2 separate regions of the Homo sapiens genome follow, and region 1 is linked to region 2. Evidence: read pairs that join two places in POLR2A ChIA-PET (ENCODE). Cell type or tissue: MCF 10A. All regions are shown on one strand. Links, peaks and the distances in the headings refer to the core of each region. The heading gives the core; the rest is flanking DNA.

Region 1 (4,406 bases), core at 114-4,113, 230 kb before region 2:
CTGATCATTCTAGTTAGCAACCACCCAAACTCTAAACCCTTCTAACAATCACACACAACTGTGACATTGATTAGCAGAGTTTGGGGGCATATCCATATCCCTCTTGGGATCCTCCAAAGTGCCAAGTACCCAGTAAATGCTCATTAAATACTGGTTGAATAAGACACTTTTCTGGTCACCATTACTGAAGTCTATTTCAGTTTTCATACAATTCTATAAATTCAGATGTATATAAAGAATTTACTGATGTACTGAGAATTATGTTTTATGATCTCCTTCAGCTCACAAGCTTCATAATAGTCACAAATTAAATGTCCAACAATAGGAAAATGCTTAAATAAACCATAGTCCCAATTAATAAAGGTAGAAAAAATAGAGTATCGCCATTTTGCAACTACCAATGAAATAATGGATCTAAGCAGTGGTTTGCTGGAAAAAGCTCATGCCAGCTTGTGAGAGCCAACTGTGTGCATCTGTTCCAAACTCCACATTCAGTAACACATCAGTAGGAATGAAATTAGCCATGGCAGGAGTGTTTACACCATAAAAATTGGCAAGTGGCCGGTTGTTAAACATTCACTGACACACCACTGGATGTAGGCAATGATGATCAATAGCTGATAAAACCATTATTTGAAAGGTCGCTGGGATCTTTATCATAACACATGGATCAGGCCAATACTACGTAAACCCATTAATCAATCAAACACCACAAAAATAAAGGCATTAGACACTAGAGATCTCTTAATGTGGTGCAGTAAGAAGTACACAGCATCTTTAGGTAGTATTCTTGTCAAAAATCTAAACTAACTCTAATCAAGCCTAGACCTACCTATTAGTTTATAGGAAATACATGGGATGGAAGAACAAACAATCAGCAAAATACAGAATGTGAAAAAGTCTACAAGGTAGATGACTTTTTATGAATAAATGAAAAGCAAAGAGGAAAAAAAAGACTGAGAGAAGAACCTATCAGTTAAGAGACTTAAAATATGCCAAAACAAGTGCAATGTGCATGTAGCCCTCGATTGAATTCTGAATGGAACAAACTAGTATAAAAAGACAAACTTGAGACAATTCAGGAAATAGGAACACTGGCCAAATATTAAATGATATTAAAGAATTATTGTTAATTTTGTTATGTATGACAAAGGTATTGTGCTCAAGTATTTTAAGACCTTATCTCTTAGAGAGATATACAAAGAGTTTATATATACAATTATATGATATTTGGGATTTGCTTCAAAATAATATGGGGGTGGAGGTTCTCAACTTTTGCATAAATTTGAAATTTTTCATAATACGGTTTTTAACAGAGCAGCCAGCATATAGATGATATATAAAAGAAATACAAAATTATCAGTACTGACATGGATATCTCCAAGAAATAATGTATAATGTATATCAAAAAGAATAAAACTTTTAGGAATACATTTAACAAAAGAAATGCAAGACTTGTATACTGAAACATTGTTGAAAGACACTTAAAGATCTAAATAAATGGAAAAACATCCTGTGTTCATGCATTGGACAACTTAATGTTATTAAAACCGCAATACTAACCAAACTGATATACAAATTCAATGCAAGCCATACCAAAATCCCAGCTGGCTTTTTTGTTTTTACAGAAATTGACAAGCTGATCATAAATTTCATGTGGAAATGCAAGGGACTCAGAATAACCAAAACAATCCTGAAAAAGAATAAAGCAGGAGGACTCACGCTTCGCAATTTCAAAACTTACTATAAATCTACAATTATCAAGACACTGTGGTACTGGCATAAGGATAGACCTATAGACCAACAGAACAGAACTGAGAGTCCAGAAATAAATCCTTATGTTTATGGTTAATTGATTTTCAACAAAGGTGCCAAGAAAATTAAATGGATAATTAATAGTCTTTTCAACAAATGGTACTGGGACAACTGTATATCCACATGCAGAAAAATGAATTTGGACTCCTAACTCATGCCATATAAAAAAATTAACTCAAAACAGAACGAAGACGTAAATGTAAGACCTAAAACTATAAGACTTTTAGAAGAAAAGAGGAGTGTTTGTGACCTTGAGTTAAGCAATGGTTTTTTAGATATGACAGCAAAAGCACAAGCAACAAAATACATAAATTAGACCTCATCAAAATTAAAATCTTTTATGATTCAAAGGACACCATCAAAAAGATGAAAGGACAACCCACAGAACGAAGGAAAATATTTGTAAATCAAATATCTGTAAAGGAACTTTTATGCAAAATATATAAAGAACATTTACAAATCAACAATAAAAAGACAACCCAATTTTTAAATGAGCAAAGATTCTGAACATTCTCCAAAGACAACATAAATATGACCAATAAGTACATGAAAAGATGTATAACATCATTAGCCATTAGAAAATGCAAATCAAAATCACAATACCACTTCATGCCCACTAGGATGGCTAAAATTAAAAAGGCAATAACAAGTGTTTTGAGGACGTGAAGAAACACAATTGGAATCCTCATAAATTGCTAATGAAATAAATTGGTTTGGCTGCTCTGGAAAATACTTCAATAGCTCCTCAAAATGTTCAACATAGAGTTAGTTACCATATGAACCAGAAATTCCAGCCCTACCTATATACTCAAGAGAAAGAAAAAATATGTTTACACAAAAACTTGGACATGAATGTCTATAGCAGAGTTATTCACAATAGTCAAAAAGTGGAAACAACCCAAATATCCAAAATGTGGTTTATCCATACAATGAAAGATTATTCAGCCATAAAAGGAATGAAGTATTGATTCATGCTACAACATGGATGAACCTTGAGAACATTATACTAAGTGAATGAAGCCAGTCACAAAAGACCACATATTATATGATTCTATTAATACAGAATTCCGGAATGGGCAAATCCATAGAAACAGAAAGTAAGTTAGTGGTTGCCAAGGGATAGAGGAAGAAAAGGGGGGAATGGGAATGATTGCTAATAGGTATGGGGTTTCTTTTGAGGGGGATGAAAATATTCTGAAATTACATAGTGCTGATAGTTATATATAACACTATGAATATACTAAATATCACTGAATTGTGCACTTTAAAAAGGTGAATTTTATAGTATATGGGTTACATCTCAATAACGCTTTCATTTAAAAAAAACAAAAAAACAAAACAAAACAAAAAAACTGCCCAGACTGCCAAATTGAACCCTTGGATAGCTGTGCACTGTGGGCCCAAAGGTTTGGGGTGGGTCAGGAATCCCATAGTCCTACCAGATTTTAAAAGAAACAAGTAGCACTCACAGGAAAAATACAGTAAGGAAATATATAAGGTCAGAGCTGCTTTTGTGGCCAAATTCATCTTTTAGAGAACCTGAAAGGTAAGTTTGGTATTAGGAACATCTCTTACTCCCAAGGAGTTTACCTACTTCTTAAGTTACAGAAACAAATATTCATTTATAGAAAACCGAGGAAAGACTTCTCAATTCGCCACTCAATAAACACAGCCACTTCCAAGTTAAGACAGAGCCCTTACCATGACGTTTTACCCAACTATACATCTCACAATGTAATCTTTGGGAGGTCCTCCAGAACTACTCCTCAGTGTTGGAAAGGCACTGAAATGGAATCTGAAGAACGCATCAGAGCTTAAAAGAGTGCTCGGGGCTGGGCGCAGTGGCTCATGCCTGTAATCCCAGCACTTTGGGAGGCTGAGGCGGGTGGATCATGAGGTCAGGAGATTGAGACCATCCTGGCTAACACGGTGAAACCCCGTCTCTACTAAAAATACAAAAAATTAGCAGGGCGTGGTGGCAGGTGCCTGTAGTCCCCAGCTATTTGGGAGGCCGAGGCAGGAGAATGGGCATGAACCCGGGAGACGGAGCTTGCAGTGAGCTGAGATCACGCCACTGCACTCCAGCCTGGGTGACAGAACGAGACTTCATCTCAAAAAAAAAAAAAAAAAAAAAAAGTGCTCGGAACATTTCTGTCATTTCAGCTGCATTCCAGGAGGTGGTAGCAGATGGTCATAAAGATACCCTGAATACAGAATCGTAGGGAAGATTGAGATAGGTAACCTCAGGCAGGAAAGACATCTCTGGTACTTTCAGATACCATCATTGCAGCTAAAGAGTGAAAAGCAAATTTTTTATAATAGGTGACATCTGTACATGAGCCAAAATTAAAAAGATACAAATAGGCATTCAACAGAAAGTAAGCTTGTTTCCCAGTCCTGTCCTCAGTCATACTGTTCCCCTTGCCCAGAAGCAACTATCATTACCAGTTTCTTTAGCATCATCCTGAAATTGTCTACACATTTATAAACATACACATTCTGCATCATACTTTTGTCACTTAATTTATCCGAGATAGCTCTCCATGTAGTATACGTGCCTGTTCTTTTTAACAGCTTCATACAATTCCATA
Region 2 (4,406 bases), core at 268-4,267:
TAACAGCTAAAGTTTATTACAGCAAAGAATCCAGAGCAAGAGTAGGAAGAAAAAGATACACATCAGGGGAAGTCCAGAGGGGTTAGCTACAGGCGTCTGAGTCCTTCCCATCCAGGGCCACGTGGGACATGTTTTGTCTCTAGCAGCAAACCATAGGAACATGTGCTAAATGTCTCTACCCAGGGCAGCCCATTTGAGTTTCAGAATCTGGGATTTTTGTGGAGGTCTGTTGGCGTGGGCACATCCTGTTCTATGACCAGCCATGGTAACAAAATTGAGGACCCCAATAGTGAAGCCAAATACATTGTGAATCTTGCTAAACAATCCTACAAGTCTTGACAGGTCCCTATGGCATACCCCACTGCTCTGGGCTTACAAAACTTTATCAGTCAGTGACGTGAAGAACTTTCTGAGGGTCACATTCCCAGGGGTTGGCCAAGGGTCATTTATGGTTGCAGGCTACCCTAGAGGCATGCAAGGACTGAGCAACCAGACCTGTTGTGTTAGAAATATTTCTAAAAAATTGGGGGGTTGCGGGGATACGGTCACCACTGCCCAAATTTGTAGGATAGCTATAGTTTTTAATATTTTTGTGTTGGGGATAGTATTAGGTTTTCCAAAGAAACCAATCATCTAATGGTCATGAGGCTCAATTTGCATTGGGTATTAAAGACCAGATCTCGTTCGTGTGCAGTTGCTGTAATGGTTCACTCAATGAAGGAGTGAGAATTTATTCTCACCAGTTCTGATAAACAGAGAATAACTTAATGTTTTTCATCTTTTCTTAGACCCAAGTGGAGAATGTAATCCTGATCTCAGATTAAGAGGTCACCAGAAGGAAGGCTATGGTCTCTCCTGGAATTCAAATTTGAGTGGACATCTCCTAAGTGCATCTGATGACCATGTGAGAAACGTATTCTTTGTAATTTGTTCATATAGTGAGAGCTGACGTGTCACAGCTGTGCTGAAGGAGTACTATATAGATGAAAGGTTTTCTAAGATAATACTGCTGATTATTGTGGTAACATTCCCCCAGGACTTTAGAGAGATGGTTTTCATACTGCCCTGTATGAGTCTTCGGATTCCACAGAGCTCTTTTGAAGTAGCCTTAGAATGGAGGGAGCATAGGCAAAAGGCCTCCCATTATTTAAAAGAGGACCCTCCAGGCCCTTAAAATGGAAACTGTAGAGTGTTTGTGGGACCTGATTAATATAAAGTATTTTTTAAGTGTACAGTTCAGTGGGTTTTAGTATATTCACAAAGGTGCACAACTATTGCCACTAATTCTAGAATGTTTTCATTCGCTCTCTGAAAGAGAAATTCCATACCCATTAAGCAGTGACTCCCCACTCATTCCCTGCCTTCCCCCAGCTCCTGGTAAGCACTAATTTATTTTCTGTCTCTATAGAGTTATCTGTTCTTGGTATTTCATGTAAATGGAATCTCATATATGGCCTTTTCTGTTTGGCTTCTTTCACTTAGCATAATGTTTTCAAGTAACATTACTTATGTTCCATTCCTTTTTATGGATGAACAATATTCCACTGTATGGATATACCACAGTTAGCTTATTTGTCAGTTGATGAACCATTTGAGTTCTTTCTACTTTGGGGCTATTTTGAATTATGTTACAAGCATTTGTTTACAAGTTTTTGTGTAGATGTATGTTTTTATTTCTCTTGGATATATACCTAGGAGTGGAATTATTGGATCATATGGTATCTCTGTTTAATTTTTTGAAGAATTACCAAACTGTTTTCCAAAGTGGCTTTCCATTTTACATTTCCACAAGCAATGTACAAATGTTCCAGTTTCTCTACATCCTCACTAATGCTTGTCTTTTTTATTATAGCTATCCTAGTGTGCATAAAGTGGTATTTCCTGGGTTTTTTTTTGTTTGTTTTTGGCTTGGGGGTGGGGAGTTGGTTTTTGTTGTTGTTGTTGTTGTTGTTGTTTTGTTTGTTTTTTGAGACGGAGTCTGTCTCTGTCACCCAGGCTGGAGTATAGTGGCACGATCTCAGCTCACTGCAACCTCCACCTCTCAGGTCCAAGCGATTCTCCTGCCTTAGCCTCCCAAGTAGCTGAGATTACAGCCATGCACCATGAAACCCAGCTAATTTTCGTACTTTTAGTAGAGACAGGGTTTCACCATGTTGGCCATGCTGGTCTTGAGCTCCTGGGCTCAAGCAATCCTCCTGCCTTGGCCTCCCAAAGTGCTGGGATTACAGGCATGAGTCACTACGCCCAGCTCATTGTGGTTTTAATTTGCATTTCCCTGATGACTAATGATGATGAGCATCTTTTCTTGTACTTACTGGCCATTTGCATATCTCCTTTAGAGAAATAGGTATTCAAATTCTTTGTCCATATTTTAATTTTGTCTTTTTATTGTCAAGTTATAAGAGTTTCTTATGTATTCTAGGTATAAGTCCCTATGATTTTCAAAAATTTTCTCCCATTCTGTTGTCTTTTCACTTTTTTTTTTTTTTTTTTTTTTTTTTTGAGACAAGGTCTTGCTCTGTCACCCAGGCTGAAGTGCAGTGGCTCAGTCTCGGCTCACTGCACCCTCCACCTTTCCAGCTCTAGTGGTTCTCTACCTCAGCCTGTCAAGTAGGTGGGACTACAGGCGCCCACCACCACACCCAGCAAATTTTTGTATTCTTTGTAGAGATGGAGTTTTGCCGTATTGCCCAAACTGGTCTTGAACTCCCGGGCTCAAGTGATCCACCTTCCTTGGCCTCCCAAAGAGCTGGGATTATAGGCTCTCTGAAAGGATGCTTCCCTCAAAGTGTGTATGAGACGGTTTCCCAAGTAGGGAAAGTGGATAAGTGGATTGTACTCAGTAACCCAATTACTAGTACCTTTTGAAGAGACCAGGCTGGGAATTGGTAGTAATAATAATAGCTGACATTTACCAGGGGCTACCCACATGCCAAGCATCATGCTAATCTTGCCAGGTCCTTCTGAGTCAGTGTGAATGGCAGGAGCACCACATGTTCCTTTCTCTTCAGTTCACACACATTGAGTGTCTTCATGTGTAAGTAACAACAGAGACTGAGGGCATATGTATTGTGTAAAAAAAAATTTTGTTACTGGGAAAATAGCCATTACTGGGAAATAGCTTTGTTACAGAAAGTCCTTCATGTGGCTGGGCACAGTGGCTCACGCCTGGAATCCCAGCACTTTGGGAGGCCAAGGTGGGTGGGTCACCTGAAGTCAGGAGTACAAGACCAGCCTGGCCAACGTGGTGAAACTCCGTCTCTACTAAAAATACAAAAAAATTAGCTGGGCTTGGTGGCATACACCTGTAATCCCATCTACTCGGGAGGCTGAGGGAGGAGAATTGCTTGAACCCGGGAGGCGGAGGTTGTAGTGCGCCAAAATTGTGCCCTTGCATTCCAGCCTAGGCAAGAGAGTGAGACTCCGTCTCAAAAAAAAAAAAAAGGTGATTTAATAAAAACAGATGAAGCCCTTTCATGATCACGTGCTATGAATTAAAAAAAAAAAAAAAACCCATACCAGTGTCGGTGGAACTATAATTAGTGCTAATATACCTTCATGGTATTATTTCTTATTAACTATTGAATGAGAATCGTTGCCCTATACCTTGCAATATTTTTTCATTAAAACTTTCCTCTTAACTCTTTCTGTGATAGGATGTCAAGGCCCACATCATGAGGCCTCCTTATTTGTGGGCTGCTGTGACCTTTGAGGCCCAAGCAGAGGCCCCATGGCCTCTGCTTGGGCTCTGCTGACGTTTCAAGGAGCACATCATTGGGGATCTGTCTGTGGGCGCCAGGCCTTGACCTCTCAGAGTAGACTAGTAGAGGTTTCTGGCCCAGTGTCGTTTACCTGTCCCATCTCCTGATGTCTGTGGTGGTTTCTGCCATGAAGTGAAAGACTTGTCCATGAGGCTTTTGCTATGTGAGAGGCAGAGTTTAATTTTAATTCCCAGTCTTCCCATCCCAGTGTAAACTTTTAGGATGTGCATTTGTGTTCAGTAGATGCTGAGCGCCGGGCTCTTGGTGATTTGTTGTGTTGTCTAAGTGAATTTGGGGTACTTGAATGTCTGAATGTATGTAGGTAGAAATTCCAGCATCAGTGTCCTTGCCTGCCACTGTACTCAGTCTCCCCTCCCCCTCATTACAGTGGAGTGTCCTTTTCCTCTGCACCTCACATGGAGGCTGCAGCCACATACTCTTCTGTTTGCTTATATTTTCTCTCTTGTGTTTACCTCAAACTTATATAGTTGAATAGTTTTGTTTGTAATGAAATTATTTTAAATAAGATGTTAGCATTTAAATTCAATCTCTTGACCGGGCACAGTGGCTCACACCTGTAGTCCCAGCACTTTGGGAGGCCAAGGCAGGCGGATCACTTGAGGCCAGGAGTTCAAGACCAGCCTG

What was found. ChIA-PET counts read pairs that join two places held together with the same protein. Peaks named below come from ENCODE experiments on the same cell type or tissue, not always from the same donor. Only the 100,000 strongest peaks of a DNase experiment are listed, where the experiment ranks them.
Region 1: POLR2A ChIA-PET joins it to region 2 with 5 read pairs; 4 of 35 experiments call an interaction of 5 or more read pairs at or near these places.

Annotation. Positions count from the first base shown.
Region 1 is chrX:17,082,623-17,087,028 of GRCh38, reverse strand. All of the region lies in intron 13 of REPS2 (RALBP1 associated Eps domain containing 2), which reads right to left. Among named protein-coding and RNA genes, the nearest start is that of REPS2, 140 kb to the right of the region's middle. In MCF 10A, for the core only: no CTCF peak of the experiment used is centred there; no DNase peak of the experiment used is centred there.
Region 2 is chrX:16,854,092-16,858,497 of GRCh38, reverse strand. It overlaps RBBP7 (RB binding protein 7, chromatin remodeling factor), which reads left to right. Exons shown (of 12, transcript NM_002893.4): 5 at 789-904. Among named protein-coding and RNA genes, the nearest start is that of RBBP7, 14 kb to the left of the region's middle. In MCF 10A, for the core only: no CTCF peak of the experiment used is centred there; a DNase peak (open chromatin) is centred at 2,257.